Linked DNA regions of Mus musculus: region 2 is linked to region 1. A link is a loop called in an ENCODE intact Hi-C map of the cell type or tissue named here. Cell type or tissue: gastrocnemius. All regions are shown on one strand. Each heading gives the region's core, and the rest is flanking DNA. Links, peaks and the distances in the headings are about the cores only.

What was found. Peaks named below come from ENCODE experiments on the same cell type or tissue, not always from the same donor. Only the 100,000 strongest peaks of a DNase experiment are listed, where the experiment ranks them.
Region 2: a loop joins it to region 1, with 2.4 times the contacts of the local background. A loop is called at or near these places in 2 of 42 quality-filtered maps.

The regions. Positions count from the first base shown.
Region 1 is chr19:54,040,685-54,049,272 of GRCm38, forward strand. Adra2a (adrenergic receptor, alpha 2a) reads left to right here and starts at 4,575. Exons shown (of 1, transcript NM_007417.5): 1 at 4,575-8,298. The coding sequence starts at 5,531. The coding sequence ends at 6,928. In gastrocnemius, for the core only: CTCF peaks have their summits at 3,904 (motif pointing right) and 6,290 (motif pointing right); DNase peaks (open chromatin) are centred at 506, 3,915, 4,458, 5,513 and 2 more places; H3K4me3 peaks cover 3,845 bases; H3K27ac peaks cover 980 bases.
Region 2 is chr19:54,109,777-54,118,364 of GRCm38, forward strand. No RefSeq gene overlaps it. Among named protein-coding and RNA genes, the nearest start is that of Gm41865, 41 kb to the right of the region's middle. In gastrocnemius, for the core only: no CTCF peak of the experiment used is centred there; a DNase peak (open chromatin) is centred at 5,232; H3K4me3 peaks cover 995 bases; H3K27ac peaks cover 367 bases.

The DNA.
Region 1 (8,588 bases), core at 291-8,290:
TATGCTTTGTGTGTGTACACACACAAACTCTTCAGGGTCACACTTTTAGCCAAGGCACAACATGTTAGGTAGACTAAGGTTGCAGCCAAGAGTTTGCAGAGAGCCCAACCTTCCTTGGCATCCTTGGAGTAGAGTTGATCCTGGCACCCACTGATATCTTCCTGGTCTTGGCTGGAGGCTTTCACAGATAGGAAACCACCTGGCTCTAGTTTCCAGGCCAGGAAAGACAAGGTCAGAGGCAGGGCTTATTGTTGAAGCTTGTGAACAAGCCACAGAGATCTGGCATCACGGTGTGGCATGAGAGCAGATGAAGACAGCTCTATGAAACACCCCTGGAAGAGGCCTCTTTCCTTCTGCCTCCTATCAACTTGCAATAATCACAGGATGCTAAAGGCATCAGCGCAGGATGATGGGGAAGTTATGTGAAAGCTCAGAGAAGGTGTGGGTCTCCCTCTAGTGACTCCTCCCTCCTCCCTCCCTAAAGACTCACTTCCTGCAATGAAGCTCCGCCTCTTAAAGGATCCACAACTCCCTAAACATTGCTGTCAACCGAGGCCAAATGGGCAAACACGTGGGCCTGTGGGAGGACGTGCTGCTTTCTAACTGCAGCAAAAGGCATTGCCTCCAGTGACTTCCTGCCTTCAGCCAAGGCTCTCACTTCTTTACATTGCCACAACCTCTCAAAATAGTGCTACCAGCCCGGGAGCAAACTGTCAACACAAAAGCCTGCGTGGAACACTTTGTATTTAAGCTATAGCAGTAGCCGAGATGCCAAGGCACATTTGGGTCTTGTCTGACACTGGAACCAGCTGTAACTTGAAGACACATTGAGACTGTTTGCCTTAAGCAGTGTTCACTTTTTGTCAATCATCTAGTTGACACAATTAGAATACCTCTGTTGATTTAAATATTTCTTTTAGGGAAAAACAACAACAACAAAAGAATGAGAGGATCTTTGTCTAGGAGTTTTATTGCTGCAAAGAGACTATGACCATGGCAACCCTTATAAAGGAAAACGCTTAACTGGGGCTGGCTTGCAGTTCAGAAGTTTAGTCCATTGTTGTCATGGAAGGAAGCATGGCGGCGTGCAGGCAGACTTGGTGCTGGAGAAGTAGTTGAGAGCTCTACATCCAGATCTAAAGAGAGAGTGGCCTACCTTGAGTTTCTGAAACTTCAAAGCCCACCCCCAGTGACACACTTCCTCCAACAAGGCCACACCTAATAGTGTCACTCCCTGTGAACCCTTGGGGGCGGTTTTCATTCAAACCATTGCAGTCTTATACCTATATCCATGGATTAGTTAGCATAGCTGAATCCTGACTTGGGGCTGAAGTATTAGCCGTCTTGGCTGTCTGCTTGTGTGCCTGTTTTGTTGACAGCTCAGTCAGATGGGGAATTCATTTCATCTCACGAACATTTATAGAGGTGTGTGTGTGTGTGTGTGTGTGTGTGTGTTTAAAATGTAAGTACCAAGACCCCACTCTAATACTAGTAAACTGGTATTCTCAAGGAGTCTGACCCAGAAATATTTTGTGACGTTGCAGGTAGAGCCCAGGGCCTCATGAAAACTAGACATCTCTGCCTTGAGAAATGTGATTTGTAAGCATCCCTCTTCAGGGATGCTCAAGGATTAAAAGATGAGCCCAGCATATGTGAGTGGGTAGGCCTGAAGAGCAATTTATTCAAGCTAATACTGATACCCAGGAGAGGAAGGGGTTCTCATCTCTTCATGCTCTATAGCAGAGAGAGAGCATGAAAAATGTTCAGTCTCCCATAGAGTGCTGTAGCAGAAGCCGATCGAGGTACACGTCGTACCTCGTTATGTGCTCTGCTGTATTAGTCACAGTTGGAGGAGAAAGTGGGATAGAGGGGCTCTTCCCAGCACCCTTTCTTCCTCCCAAAAGGATCAAAGTCGTTATGTAACAGGATGACTTGTGACCGCCATGCCTGTATTTCCCGTGTATGGTCCTGCTCAGCCTATGCAGTGGTAATGAGGACTGAAGCCAAGGCTTTGTCCATGCTGGGTAGGCACTCTGCTCTGAGCTACATCTGTCTTTAGTCTCTGGATGGGCCTTTGCCAGTGTCCAGAAGACAGAGCCTCCCAGTTGCTGGGGGGTGGTGGAAAATTTCTTGGGCTTACATTCAAGAAACATGGTCCAATAAATGGCTGGCAATGTATACTTAACCTTGCTGACCTTATATTTCCCCAATTATATAAGCAAAAGCTTAGACAAAGTAATGTATAGCTTATAAACTGCTTAGCACTGTGGCTGACCTATGTTCAGTGCTAAGAAGTGGTATTTTGCTATTTATTTTTTTCCTAATAGCTATAGACCTTCATGGGTAAGTCCAGAGGCAAATCTCCCTCAGGCCATCAATGACAACATCCAATGTATGCTCTGCCTCAGCTCCCGTGAGGTCAGTGGTACCATTCTAAAACTGCATATCTGAGATTCAGGGCTGCAGTTCTCAACTTGAGCTCATTCTTCGTAGCTTTCATTGGCTTTTCAAAAATCTTCACATAATTCAGTCCCTGCTCACCACTTTCAGTCACCTTTGCAAATGAACACACTGGCAATGGCCCTGCTCCTGCCAAGAGGCTCGGAGCAGAGGGTTAAGACAGGGAATAAGAGTCTCAACAGAGAGGGGACAGACAGCCATCTTGGTTTTCTTGAGACTCTGAGGACTTCTTACCATGATGCGTGGGAGCAGAGGCTGTCCACCAGGGAAGGGTTGCAGGGTAAAGGTGCTGAATTCAAATGAGACATCTGAGATGTACTCACTCGCACCATCAAATACTGAGCGAGTAGTCGGGGTTGAGACTGATGGTCAGGGTCATTCATGTAGCCCGCGGTCCTCAGCCAGACCCGAGCCTGCACGTTGATGTCCAGGGAGACATCGGCTCAGATCTGCTCGGACCTTGGACCCTGGCTTGGATGACTGAGTGTGACATTTAGGTGTAGTGATCTCTGAAGTATGACAGATGCTTTCTTAGGTCTCGTGTGTACCCTGTTGACATTCTGTGCTCTCTGGTTCTCCGTGATCTTCCTGCTGCTCGTCTGAAGAAAGAGTTCGGATGGCACAGTGTATCTGGTGCGACAGATACTCCTGCCTGAGTGCTTAGAAACCTTGCCATCTACTGCCAAGCTCCTACCTTTCTCACCAGAGAGAGAACATAGAAAACACCCTTTCTTTCTTGGCTAGCACCCTGCCCTCACCGACAGATGCTGTGCAGATGTGTGTACTTATCTGTGTATTGGGGGTGTAGGAGAAAAGGCCATGTAAGTGGGGATAGAGTCTAATAAGATGTTTTTCTTTCACGTTTAATTGTACAGATGTGTAAGATACTGTATGTTAATTCAATATTACACACAGTATGTAATGACCAAGTCAGGATAGTTAACTTTTCTATTTCCATAATCAGAAACCCCTTTTTGACAAACACATAATAATCCTATACATTTGTGGAGTTCAGTGTAATACTTTAATTCGTGCACACAGTAGGTACTGATTAAAACAGCGTAAGGCTTACATCTACCTATAATGTCATGGCGCTCTTCATAAAGTAGCTGTGCCTCAACTAATGCTTAACGGTTCCCAGTAGTTTAAAGCCAGGCAAGCAGAGAGGAAGATCCAGGACTCTCACATCTGTAGAAGGTTCCGAGCCTTACTCTCATCAGAGGTAGATCTATACAACCTGAAGATTTCTGCATCATGACATAGTGCAGTTTGAAATCTGTCCGTGTCCCCTCCCCCCCCCCCACCCCCGCCGCCCCAGCTTAGTCCAAACTTGCCCCCAAGATAGGAGAAAAATGGAGGAAAGGACTCCAGAGGAGCCTGGAGCCCTTAAGTCGCTTTCCAGCCGTGACGACCAGCGGCCAGCAGGTGTCAGTGCGCTCTCGTTCTGTCATGGCTCAGGGCCTACCCCTCCAGGACCCTTCCCCACCGCCTTTCAAAGGGGCGCAGTGCAGAGTCCAGGCCTTGAGAGTCCCGGCAGCTGCTAGGATAGGAGGCCTTCTCTTCCCTAAGTATGGATAACTCCGGCCTGGTCTGCTCTCGTGGATGCTGGTCCATTCCGCTCCAGTGGTTCCTTAGGAACCCGCACACGCTTACCTCTCCGGGATCCCTTTCATCCCAGTCACCAGAAGCACCTGCGCTTGACCTGGGGCGGGGCTGCTCGCCAGCGACTCTTATGCCACTCTGCATCTCCTAATTCGGGTCCCAGCACCCTGGCACCCTCTTCTGCTAAAACCCAGCTAGATCGGTGTACCGCTGGGCGCCTGCTACTGTCTCCTGGGCCAGCTAGTAGCCGAACGGCCAACTCCCAGCAGGGGCCGCTCCCCACTCCTTAGGCTCTCTCTTATTGCCCCTCGCTCCCTGTACCCGTCTTTCCAAAAGCCGGGTCCCAGAGGCAGCGCTCTCCCGGGTCCGACTCGGGTGCGGGCTCTAGACCTAAGGAGGGGAGGCGCGAGGGGCGGAGGAGGGTCGACTTCCCACGTGGGGGCTGACGCCGGCTGCTCGGCAACGCCGGCTTCATCCTGGGGCTATAAAACCAGTCCAGCGTAGAGCGGCGGAGCAGCCTCGGCTCCCGCTTCCGTGCAGACGCCCAGCAGCCGGCGCACACCGCCCAGCCACCCAGCGCCTCCAGCTCCAAGTCCTGCGGTCCTGCGAAAACTCACGCGGCCCTCCGACCCCCGCCGGGTCTGTGGCGCTCAGCGCCCACCCAGATCGCGGCTAGCAGCCACCCTTGGCTCCGCCGCGGCTCCTGGAGAGCCGGTCGCTCACCTAGCTTGGCCCTGAGGACCGAGGTGGTGGTGGTGGGGGTGCGGCTTCATGCGGCCCCCACACCCTTCACCCCACCGCCGCCGCCCCCGAGCTCTGTGTACAGAGTCCCAGCCCCAGCAGAGCGCACAACTTTGGAAGTCCCGTGGGGCTCCTAGAGGAGGCAGAGTCCGCGCCTTCGCCGGAGGTCCGGCCCAGCCCTCGCCACCCCGCCTGGAGGGTAGCGACGGAGTTGGAAATCTCTTCGAGGGTATAAGAAGACAGACCTAGGACTCCGAGCCCACACCAACACCCCTCCGCTGCCTCTTGGGGTAAGACTTCATGCTTTCGCTCAGCTTAAGAATCAAGGTATAGATGACTAGCTAAATGCATTTGTATAAATTTCTGACATCTTTCCAAATCATCAGGCCACCGATAATTTCTTTTCTCTTTTCTTGAAGAATAAAATCTCTAACCACCAGCTGGCCCTACTCGATCCTGCCGCTTAGAAATAAAACTTGGCTGTGTTTGAGGAGCTGGGAGAGAGAAAGCACCCACCCGGAGCGTCGGAAGGACGAACCGGTGCCAGTTCGCGGGCTCCAGTCCATGGACCACTAGCGGTCCCCAGCTTGGGCCCGAGCTCCCTGCGGCCCTCTTCCTTATGTGAGGCGCGGCGGGACGAACCCCGCACCGGAGGAAGAGGAGGACCCACGGACGCGGGGCCGGAAGGCAGCTGGCAGCAGGCCCACGAGAACCAGCACCCGCGTTCATGTTCCGCCAGGAGCAGCCGCTGGCCGAGGGCAGCTTTGCGCCCATGGGCTCACTGCAGCCGGATGCCGGCAACAGCAGCTGGAACGGGACCGAAGCGCCCGGAGGCGGCACCCGAGCCACCCCTTACTCCCTGCAGGTGACACTGACGCTGGTTTGCCTGGCTGGCCTGCTCATGCTGTTCACAGTATTTGGCAACGTGCTGGTTATTATCGCGGTGTTCACCAGTCGCGCGCTCAAAGCTCCCCAAAACCTCTTCCTGGTGTCCCTGGCCTCAGCGGACATCCTGGTGGCCACGCTGGTCATTCCCTTTTCTTTGGCCAACGAGGTTATGGGTTACTGGTACTTTGGTAAGGTGTGGTGTGAGATCTATTTGGCTCTCGACGTGCTCTTTTGCACGTCGTCCATAGTGCACCTGTGCGCCATCAGCCTTGACCGCTACTGGTCCATCACGCAGGCCATCGAGTACAACCTGAAGCGCACGCCGCGTCGCATCAAGGCCATCATTGTCACCGTGTGGGTCATCTCGGCTGTCATCTCCTTCCCGCCACTCATCTCCATAGAGAAGAAGGGCGCTGGCGGCGGGCAGCAGCCGGCCGAGCCAAGCTGCAAGATCAACGACCAGAAGTGGTATGTCATCTCCTCGTCCATCGGTTCCTTCTTCGCGCCTTGCCTCATCATGATCCTGGTCTACGTGCGTATTTACCAGATCGCCAAGCGTCGCACCCGCGTGCCTCCCAGCCGCCGGGGTCCGGACGCCTGTTCCGCGCCGCCGGGGGGCGCCGATCGCAGGCCCAACGGGCTGGGCCCGGAGCGCGGCGCGGGTCCCACGGGCGCTGAGGCGGAGCCGCTGCCCACCCAGCTTAACGGTGCCCCGGGGGAGCCCGCGCCCGCCGGGCCCCGCGATGGGGATGCGCTGGACCTAGAGGAGAGTTCGTCGTCCGAGCACGCCGAGCGGCCCCCGGGGCCCCGCAGACCCGACCGCGGCCCCCGAGCCAAGGGCAAGACCCGGGCGAGTCAGGTGAAGCCGGGGGACAGTCTGCCGCGGCGCGGGCCCGGGGCCGCGGGGCCGGGGGCTTCGGGGTCCGGGCACGGAGAGGAGCGCGGCGGGGGCGCCAAAGCGTCGCGCTGGCGCGGGAGGCAAAACCGGGAGAAACGCTTCACGTTCGTGCTGGCGGTGGTGATCGGCGTGTTCGTGGTGTGTTGGTTTCCGTTCTTTTTCACCTACACGCTCATAGCGGTCGGCTGCCCGGTGCCCAGCCAGCTCTTCAACTTCTTCTTCTGGTTCGGCTACTGCAACAGCTCGCTGAACCCTGTTATCTACACCATCTTCAACCACGACTTCCGACGCGCCTTCAAGAAGATCCTCTGCCGTGGGGACAGAAAACGCATCGTGTGAGCGCATGGGCCTTGCCCTGCGTGCAGACAATGGTCAGACGCAGGCCCTGGGCTTCGAGGGGGTGCGTCTACGCATGCAGCCCCTAGCACTCTGAAACCCCGGACCTACCCAGCTGGGAGGGAGCTCCGTGGCCTTTGAGACCTTTTGTTACAATGTGTAAAGTTCTGGCTGAGAGGGACACATGAGCCCTTTTGCTGGTTGTTGTGGTTGTTCCCAGCCCACAGCCAGTTTCCTGGTGGGCTACCCCTGATCAGTATGGTTTCCTGATGATATTGTCATATCCCCAAGTCTGACTCTCCCAAGCTCTTCAGAGCAAGCACAGTACTAGAGAGGGCATGGCTGCCAAAGGGTTAATGAACCAAGGTTTCCTCTAGTCCTGGCTAATTATCTCCTCCACACCCCCTTCCTTAAATAAATAAATAAAGATCATTCAGGGCGGTCCTGCCTGCCCTCCCTTCTCCCCACTGTAAATATACATTATTTTTGATAGCATACTTTGGGTTCTTCAGTGTCGGCCTTGATGCATATTGGAATCATGGCTGTGGAGATGCCCTCCAGTCAGACAGTGGGCTATCTGGTCCAGACCACGCTCCTTTGCAATGCAAGCCCCTTTCTAGTGTTAAGTTGCTCTCAGTGCTTTTCAGCAGTAACTGGTGACTGTCCCCTGGACACGGACCTGCTTTGACATTTCCTGACAGGGAAGGGATTTCTGCTCATTTTCCCCTGTGCCTAACTGCATAATTGCCTTTTCCTATGTAAATATTACAGCGATGGACCAAGGCAGAAGGAAATGAAGCCTCTGCCTTGCATCAGCCCCGTGTATAAAGCCATTATCTGCTGAGGCACCGCTTGCCCCAGTAACTCACTTTAGAACTGACTTTTCTTCCGTTCTCCCCTCCTCTGGGGCTTGAAGAAGAGCGTGTATGTTTCTATCTTGTCTGTGCGCCGCCCCCTCCCCCAGAAAGTGCTGACTAAGGGGAATCTTTTAGCTGCTGTTTTTAGACACCCAGGAGGGGAAATTATGTGGAAGAAACCAACCCGATACAATTTGCCAAGGTAAACAGTGTGAGGAGACAAATGGGCTGCCACACTGTATGGAGCCAGCCCCAAGAGCTCTTGGGTATCAAAGTGTTACCTCCCCTTGCTGTCCTGGCTGAGATCATGTGACTACTGAATTGCCAAAGTCAGGGGGTAGGCGGAGACTTCGTGTTTACAACCTGGTTTCTACTTATTTTAGGCAGACTGTGGAAGGCCTGTGATCTGATTTCACGAGAGAAAAACTAAATGTCAGCACTTGTTGCTCGTGACGGTGGATTTTTTTTAAATAAAAGTTTACAGATCAAATGTGAAATAAACATGAATTAAGTGGGCCTCCTGTCTAGTAATTGAGTTTTCAAGTCTTGGAACTCTGGGATTACCTGATAATACACACTTTGTAAGCTGTCTTTGGACACCCGAGCACTGACGCACTATCATTCACGTGAGACAGTTTATGCCTTACCTTCTTTAATCTTTTCAAGAACGCTATGAGGTAAATCGTTTTGCTGTTCCCATTTTACAGGTAAAGAAACAGTGCAGAAGGCTACTGGCTTACTTAGGGGTAACAAGTTTGTAAGGTTATCGCTTTCCGTTTCGTCTCTGTGAAGTCTGCTCCTAACCC
Region 2 (8,588 bases), core at 276-8,275, 69 kb after region 1:
ATGCTTGGCCCAGGAAGTGGCACTGTTAGAAGGTGTGGCCTTGTTGGAGTAGGTGTGCTACTGAGGGTGTGGGTTTTCAGATCCTCATCCTAGCTACCTGGAAGCCAGTATTCTGCTAGCAGCCTTCAGATGAAGATGTAGAGCTCTCAGCTCCTCTGGCACCATGCCTACCTGGATGCTGCCATGCTCCCCGATTGATGATAATGGACTGAACTTCTGAACCTGTAATCCAGGCCCAATTAAATGTTGTCCTTGTAAGAGTTGCCTTGGTCATGGTATCTGTTCACAGGAGTAAAACCCTAACCAAGACACCAAGATATCTCCCTAGTCCCTGTTTTCCATCATCAGCTGCAGCATGGCTGGATGGCTTGTAGCTCTTTATCTACCTTTGGTAGAGCTGTCTGTGATTTCCAAAGGCTTCCCTCTACAGCTTACCACGCTCCGCCGTGCTCCTGGCATGCTGATCTTGATTGCCCCTGCCAAGGCTGGTGTGACAAACTCCTCCTCTACAGCCCCATTCATGTAGTTCCCTGGGTGGGCCTTCTGAGTAGAGCTCTTTATCTGGCTTCACTTGCCTCTTCCACCCGGGGTATCACTTTCTTGTTCATCTGACAGCCAGCGCTTTAGGTGTCAAGTCCACCGTCACATGAGGAAGGACTACAGGCCTGAGCTGTCACATAACATCAGGGACAGTCATTGAAAATATTTTGCTTTTTCCCAAGTGACTTTCAGATTCCTCCAGAGAACATTTTTGAAATTGCTCAAGTCCTCAGGGCCCATCAGAGTTTCTCCTTGTGCAAACAGGGCATATTTTAGAGCACATTAAGGCCCTTTAAATGTTCTTAAGGGATTTTATTTTCCGGCCATTTCCCATTTTATGATCACATGGCAGGCGGGTCCTTTGGCTCGCTGATTCTGAGGGCGAAACTGTCTTGGATCTCACGAGTAGCAGAAGTGGTGTGGTTGCCTAGTACTGGGAAACTTGAAGAAGTCTTGTGGGTCTGTGGTGGGCACACATGGGAACAAACTGGAAATAAAGCACCAATATGCAGGGTCGAGGGTTTACAAATTGCCTTCATCTACAAATCGACCGGGTTAAAATTCTTGTATTTAAATTTTATTTGTTTTTATTTTATGAGCACGGGTATTTTGTCTCCCTTATGCCTGTGCCCCTTGTGTGTGCAGTGCCTGTGGAAGCCAGGAGAAGGGTGAGATCCCCTGAAACTGGAGGCAGAGATGATTGTGAGCTACCATGTAGGTGCTGGGAATAGAACTCGGTGCTTTGGAAGCGAACCCAGGGCTTCTAACTTTTGAGCCATCCCTCCAGCCCCAGGACTGCACTCCTTCTACTTCGGAATATTCCCTGCTAACAAGCAGAACAAAGTGGCCAGGAAAATGTGATGTCTGCTGCCCTGCGTAAGAACTGGGAGGAGACGGAGGCAATGCTCTTCGAAGTTTCTGAAGCTGAGCTCGTGTGCTGGCGGCCTTCAGTTCAGGGTTGAAGTGGAACATGCACAGAGACAGGCACTAGTCCTGCATGTGTTCAGCAGACCAACCAACACGCTGGCATCTTATATGCACCGCCAGTGGTAGTAAAGATAAAACAGCATACGCTGGACCCTGCCATGTTTTCTGAAGTGCTTTCTGCATATCTTTAAAGTCATAGCAGAAGCTGTGTAGCCAGATGGAATGTTCCCATTTCACAGATCATACACATGCTGCTGAGTGTGTCCACAAGGCTCTCGTAGCTCGCAGTCTTTTGCTTTTCCTGTGAGTGTTCATCCTTTGCAACCCCACCCCCACCCCCGGTGGATTCAGTTTAATTTCTCCCTAGGTTTATGATGCTGTTCAGATACTTGCATCTTAACAACCGTCCACGATTCCTGCACAGGTGATTCACAGCCTGCTGTGTCTTGGAGACAGTTTTCCCTGTACTAGGACATCTCAGGACACTACTTCTGGAGGCACCTGCAGAAAAGTAAAGTAAGAAGCCACACTTCTAATGTCATGATCACATGTAGTGGGAATATTGGATCAGGTCCTCACATAGGCCAGGTTGGCCTTGAACTTGCTACCCACGTTCTTGGATGACAAGGCTTGTATCATTATACCAAGTCTGACGTGGTGCTGGGAACCGAATCCAGGGTTTCATGCATGCTAGACAAACGCTCTATCAGTAAGTTACTTTCCTAGGTAAGTGGGGATTTTGAAAACCAAACAAATAATGTTATTTCTCAGCTTATTTGTCCAGTTCACACACATTGAGCCAAATGTCTTGTAGACACTTCTCTAAACCTTACCCTCTGAACTGCAAGAGGCAAAAGTCTCCACCACCAAAGATCTAGAAGGGGTGGTTGCAACAATAATTTGGGTGGGAACTCTGTATTAGGAAAATTTTGCTTAATATTTCAGGAGAACACAAGGAACGGCAGGTGTTGTAGCAGTGCAGGAGCCATGAGCCCAGGAAATGCCAGGCTAGTCCTACAGTGTAGAACTCTGTGGCAAAGATTTTTGGGTCAGCTATCTCCATGTTCACTGGACAGATGTGGCGGCACACCAGGAACGTGGATCCTACAGTCGACTACACTGATAGCCCCGAAGAATCTGCAACTCTGATATCCTCAGGGGTCATGTACAACATCTGGAAAGAGGAAAGAAAGGGTTACAAGGAGATCCGCACACTGTGGCCAGTGAATAACCCCAGAGAATGCCTTCAGTTCCCTGGTCATCCCAGCTATTGTGAATTTGCCATAGTTAACAGAGTTTTCCTTACACAGTCTTTATATTTTAACCAGGTTTTTAATCTGTTAGTTTAAGCTTAGGTTTTTCTGGTTCTCCCTTAGTAAGGATGAAAAAGAAAACGAATCTACACTACACACACACACACACACACACACACACACACACTCCCTCCCTCCCTCCCTCCCTCCCTCCCTCCCTCCCTCCCTCCCTCCCTCCCTTCTTCCCCAAAGCAACAGATTCCTTTCAAGTCATCAAAGAATTTATTCTTTCCTGTGTTCAAAGCATAAAGGGGAATAAGTTCAAAATAAACCTAGATTACACTCCTCTCTCTTCCTCCCCCGTTCGTTTCCCCACCTGCCTATCCAGGACTATGTCCGGAACATTTACCTTGGGCACTTCTTTTTACATTTCATATTCAGGATGTAGGAATATACCTGGCAGCCTCTGCCCTTCCCCAACTAGTGGTTTTAGGTGGGAGTGAAACAGAGGGTGGTAGTCATTCAGCAAACAGAAGTTAAGTGCCACTGATATTCATCCTCTCTGGGAAATGTGGGCTATCATGAGAAGTCACTGCAGAGGGTCAGGAAGCACCTCTGAGTAGGTAGTGTTTGAGCTGAGATTAGAGGATGAGGAGGCCTCCTCTGGGTGGAGCTGGGTGGGTACAGAACATCTTTTAGGGATGCTCATGAGCAACAGTGACAAAGGCTCCAGGGCAGGGAAAGATAGGGTGGCAGAGCAATTAGAGGAAGGAGAGGATGGAGCAGAATGGGGAGCAAGGAGACTATGGACTGCACAGGCCTCTGTAAGCCAACTTAACTTCAAGAGCAGTGAGAATCCACTGGAGTGTTTGCACCGCAGCTGGTGTCCGTCTATGCTCACTCTAAAAGTTAAAACCGATCTGAGGGGGGGTAAGAACTGGATCAGGAAGGCCATTCGGGAGGCTAGAAGAATAAATAGACTAGCCCTGAGGTCATGGTGGTTTGAAGGGACAATGGCAGTGAAAGTGCAGAGGAATAATGGGCGGGAGAAGCCCTGAGAAGGTAGAGTTGTGTCAATGACCTCAAGTAAAGGGGAATGAGGCATGATGATGGGCGTGTCTGTGAGCACCACCCGTGCTGTTTCCTGAGATGCTGAAGCTGGAGCGAAGGGGACAGGGACAAAGGCCACTTCGGCTGTGCACTTGCTAAGTTGAAGATGCCCCATTGTCATTCAAGCAGAGGCCTCAAGAAGGAAGGCTGCTGTTGCAGGATATTTGATCTGCACTGGAAAAAATTTGCAGTGGTGTGGTTCAGCCCTAGAATACACCTTCAATACAAGAGCTTAATAAATTCAACGCTAAGTGAAGAGGTGGGGCAAGCAAGCAGCTGACAGGAAGTGAACATAGGTAAATGGAAAGGCCGGGCTTTGAGTTGAAGGGGATTTAAGAAGCAGGAGGAGCCTTTTCCTTCTGGGACCCTCGGTGGAGTAGGAAGGTCAGCTGGGTGCTTCCTCTTCCTGTCGGAGGTAGCAGGCTTTCACCCCAGCATCTAGCTTCTGAGTCTTCATTGGTAAAATTGAATGCTTGGGTTTTTTTTTTTTTTTTTTTTTTTAAACAACAGGCTGCAGGTGGGACTAGTCCTTAGAACATAGGAGTGCCCCATGAGAGATAGTTTTAAAATTTTGCCACCCCTAAGCATCCATGGTAGAACTAACATTACCACCTCAGCTCCTTTGCAGGTCTCCTGGGAGTGCCAGGCCCACCGAGGTGTTGAATTCTGTTCTCATGCCTTCTGTTGTTTACTTGTGATGTTAGTGTCCAGGAATCCCGGACCATAGGTAGTCATCGCAGGTGCCGTGGAACTAGGCTCATCGCAAGCTGGGGAGTGGAAGGGATGGTACACTTGAAGGCCAATGCAGGAGAATGGTCTACAGCTTCAGAAGTCCCGGGAGACCAGGGAAGCCAGCCCCGAGGAAGGAGATCAAAGATGTCAAAGATCAGTGAAAAATGGAATTGAATATTAAGAGAGACTGCTAAGAAAATCAATAGGAGCTAGCCAGGGAGGTGTTGAGGCTGGGCCATAAACACATAGGTTTAGGGAAGAGGGGCAGGGCAGGGCATTGTGGGCTCCCCGGAGAGGACAAACCCCTAACTTCGTGACTCTAATAGAGGAAAATGACAAGACACCATGGCAGAAATTGTCAACTATAGCCGACCTGTTTGCTTAGGACGGTATAAGAAGCTTGATTCTCCCTCCTTATACAAAGCTAGGGAGAAAATCTGTTTGCCTGCGGGAGAGACGGGGCCGGCTTCCCGTCCAAGTCTAGGCTTTACTGTTCTCTCCCTCTTGTCCAGCCTCAGCTCGCAGTCTCTCTTCTCCTTTGTCTCATAATTTGACACCCCTGAATTAGGCCAGCAATAGATAAACTGAGAATTAACTGTGTCCTAGTGCATAGTAGATGTGCTAGCGGGATAGGATCGTACTGGTGGATAAGTGTGTCCTGCTGGGATGGGCGTGTCCTGCTGGGATGGGCGTGTCCTGGTGTCAGCGGCAGCTTTCATTTCGCTCCCTGGCTGACACTGAACCAGGCTCAGCCACCTCTCATTTCTTCAGCAACTTCTTTGTTTACTTGGAGAATGAGAGGACATAGACCCCGGGGAGAGGAGAGTCTACACAGCGGTAAAGGGAAGAGGACGATGCTCACGTGACTCAGCACAGCCGTGCCTTTTAGTCTGAATGTCTTAAGCCATCAACTCACCAGTCCTAGTGAGAGTTGCAGATCTGCCTTTTGCGGATCTGCTGAGCTGTTGGGTGGATCGCCCTTCTTCTGATCTTCAGTCAGTGATGATTCTTGTCTCCCTTTACTATGGTTTGTGACTTTAAAAAAGAACGAAGTAAAGCAATACACACAAACTCTTCATAAAGACACTAGCCACGGCTATTACCCTTGACGCAAATTCATGCTGGTTTGCAATGAGGTGTGTGCATGCACCCCGGACCCTGGGGATCATGCCTGCCAGGCAGTGCCAAGCACTGGACTGTACCCTGCTGCAGGGTATTCAGCAGGACACCTGCACAGAGCAACAATCCCAGGCCAAAAAGAGCTGCACTTCCCAGCAGACAGTGTGAGGTGAAACTAAGAAAAGACTCTGCTATTTCATTGGAACTATCAACTTTAAAAAAAATAAAAAAACTCATAAATTACTGCTGATATTGTTTCTAATTCTGGATATGCTTAGGAAATATTTGGCAAATTGAACAAACACCGATGTGATGTAACCCTTCCTCTGAGCCCAGTGGGAAGAAAGTATTGCTGTATTGTGTTTTTACAAAAGGGACTGAGTTCAACAGCGAGACCCATCCTCAAAAGCTCCCTTACCAGGAACCAGGAATAGGCTTGTCAGGGCCATTTCTCTTTACAGAATCCTGTTTGGGCAATCAGCAGTTATTTCTGGGAGACTCTTGGGTGTAGAAACTGCCACGGTTCAGCAGAGGAAGGAAAGAGGGCTATAAGGACCTAACAATTCAAATCTAGAATTTATCCTTGAAAATGTCTCCTCAGAGGCACACAAAGCTATGAAAAAAGCTGTGCACACAAGCCCTCAGTGACAGACTGCCGAGCAAGGAACACCTGTGTGGCCCACAGACCTGTCCACGGAAGAGCTGTCCACAAACTAGGCACTCTCTCACAATGCAGTACTCAGGCACGGCTCTTAAAAACCAGGTAGACAACATGACTGGCTAAGCATGATCTGAACAAAGATGCTGTGGATAGACATGCTAATGTTGAACATGGGAAGCTCTGGGGGCCTCCACTCTAAAACTACAGGCAACTGAGGAGAGTCGAGAAGGTCTTCCCTACGGAAGGACACACACACACCTAACAATTTGGCTACATAACTGTGTATACTTATAATATTTGTGTGAGTATGAGTGTGTGTGTGTGTGTGTGTGTGTGTGTGTGTATAACAATAAACAGAGGTCACAGTTTTGAAAGAGACCAGGCAGAAGGAGGTACATGGGAAGGTTTGAAGAGAGGAAAGGGAAGGAAGAAATGCTATATTATAATCTCAAAAAATTAAAATAATCAAGCTAGAGACATGAGCTTCCTTGAGAATCTGTGTACCCCTCTTATGATGCTCAGTAATAAAATCAAATTGCAAGACAGCGTGTAGACAATGATTTAATCTTTTTTTTAAATCATTGAACTTTTATTTTTATTTTTTTTAATTAGGCAGTTTCTTCATTTACATTTCATATGCTATCCCAAAAGTCCCCCATACCCTCCCCGCCTCCCCGACAATGACTTAATCTTTAGGGAGCATTTTGACATTAATAATTTATATTTTAATATGCAAATTTTTGGCACGCTATGCATCAAATAGACTAGTTATCTTGTGACAGTGGGGTTGGGTGGCAGTGTCACAGCTGCTATGGTCTGTCTGTCAGAGTTGAATTTTATAGTGCCTCAAATTACATGTGTTATCAACAAGAGTCATAAAGATAGTAAGCGGTGTGCAGGGAGGTAGGGAATGTAATGTATAAGTATGGCCTCCACCCTCCTCGGGTCAAAGGCTGATGGAGCAGAAAACCACATCCACCAATACAGTGGCATGTAAGTCCTACAGTAACAGAGCTGTGGGCAAGGGGCACCAGTGTTGTGGGGAGCAGCCACTGGCAGGTAGTATAGAAGGGTGTTCCCATCACCCTTCTGTTGCTGTGATAAACACGGACCAAAACACTTAGAGAGGAGAGGGTTTGTTTGGCTAACATTTCCAGGTCACCATCGATCATCGAGGGAAGCCAGAACAGGAATTCAAATCAGGAGTTGAAGCACAGACTGTGGAGGAATGCCGCGCACTGGCGTCTTCTCAAGGTCACGTTCAGCTACCTTTCTTACACAGTCCAGGCCTCCCACATCCATAGAGGGTCCAGCCCTCCTGCATCAATTAGCAATTGGGAAAAAGCCCTACAGATATGTATACAGGGTAATCTATTGGAGACTATTCCTCCGTTGAGACTTTCCCTTCCTAGGTGTATCAAGTTGACAAGATTAGACATCTTGAAAGGGTTCCTCATCTTGTTCTGGAAGGACACTCACAGAGGCCATGGCAAGGCAGCTAGGCTAACAGAAGCCAAGGGAAGATTCGGAACATTGTTCCTCTGTCTTGGTAGCTCAGAAAGCAGTCCTGGGGCCATTCTGACTCATAAAATGTCACAGGAGTCCAGTTGGTGCAGTGGACATTTGATGACAGATGATCTGAGAGAGACACAGAAGGTCAGCTGAAGTCAAACGCTGTTGCTTGTCCGTCCTCTCGGACTTGGCATTAAATCACAGCTGCTTCGATGGTGATCTAAAGACCAGTTCCAGACGGTTCTAATTAGCCCCCAGTGTTCCTACTTCACAGGATGCTTAAATCTTGACTTTATGATCCGGAGGCAAGACATCCATGTCATCAGAGGAATTATTTATCAGGAGATGAAATCACCGAGCTGCTGTGATTGATAGCAGGGTAAAGGCACAGAGCGTCGTATTTCTTGTTGACAAGAAGAACTTCGTGTTTGTACAGCGCTCTGACCACTGCTCACCCCGAGGAAGGTGTCAGTGGACTCATTGCGACCTGCTTCCATTTTTTTTTCTGGTTCTTGAAGTTGGGCTCCAGAGCTGTATCTCCCTCCTATGCTTCTATTTAGATCAAAGTTTAGGGTAGAAAAAGTCCAGGGTGAGTCTTCTGTCTCTGACTTCATTCTCATGCTGAATAGATAGGGAGTGGAGGAGGGAGGGTAAAGATGGAGAGGAGAGGGCTGGAGAAGAGAAAATGATGGCAGGCCAATGGGAAAGAAGAAAGGGCTGGCAAGGACTGGCGG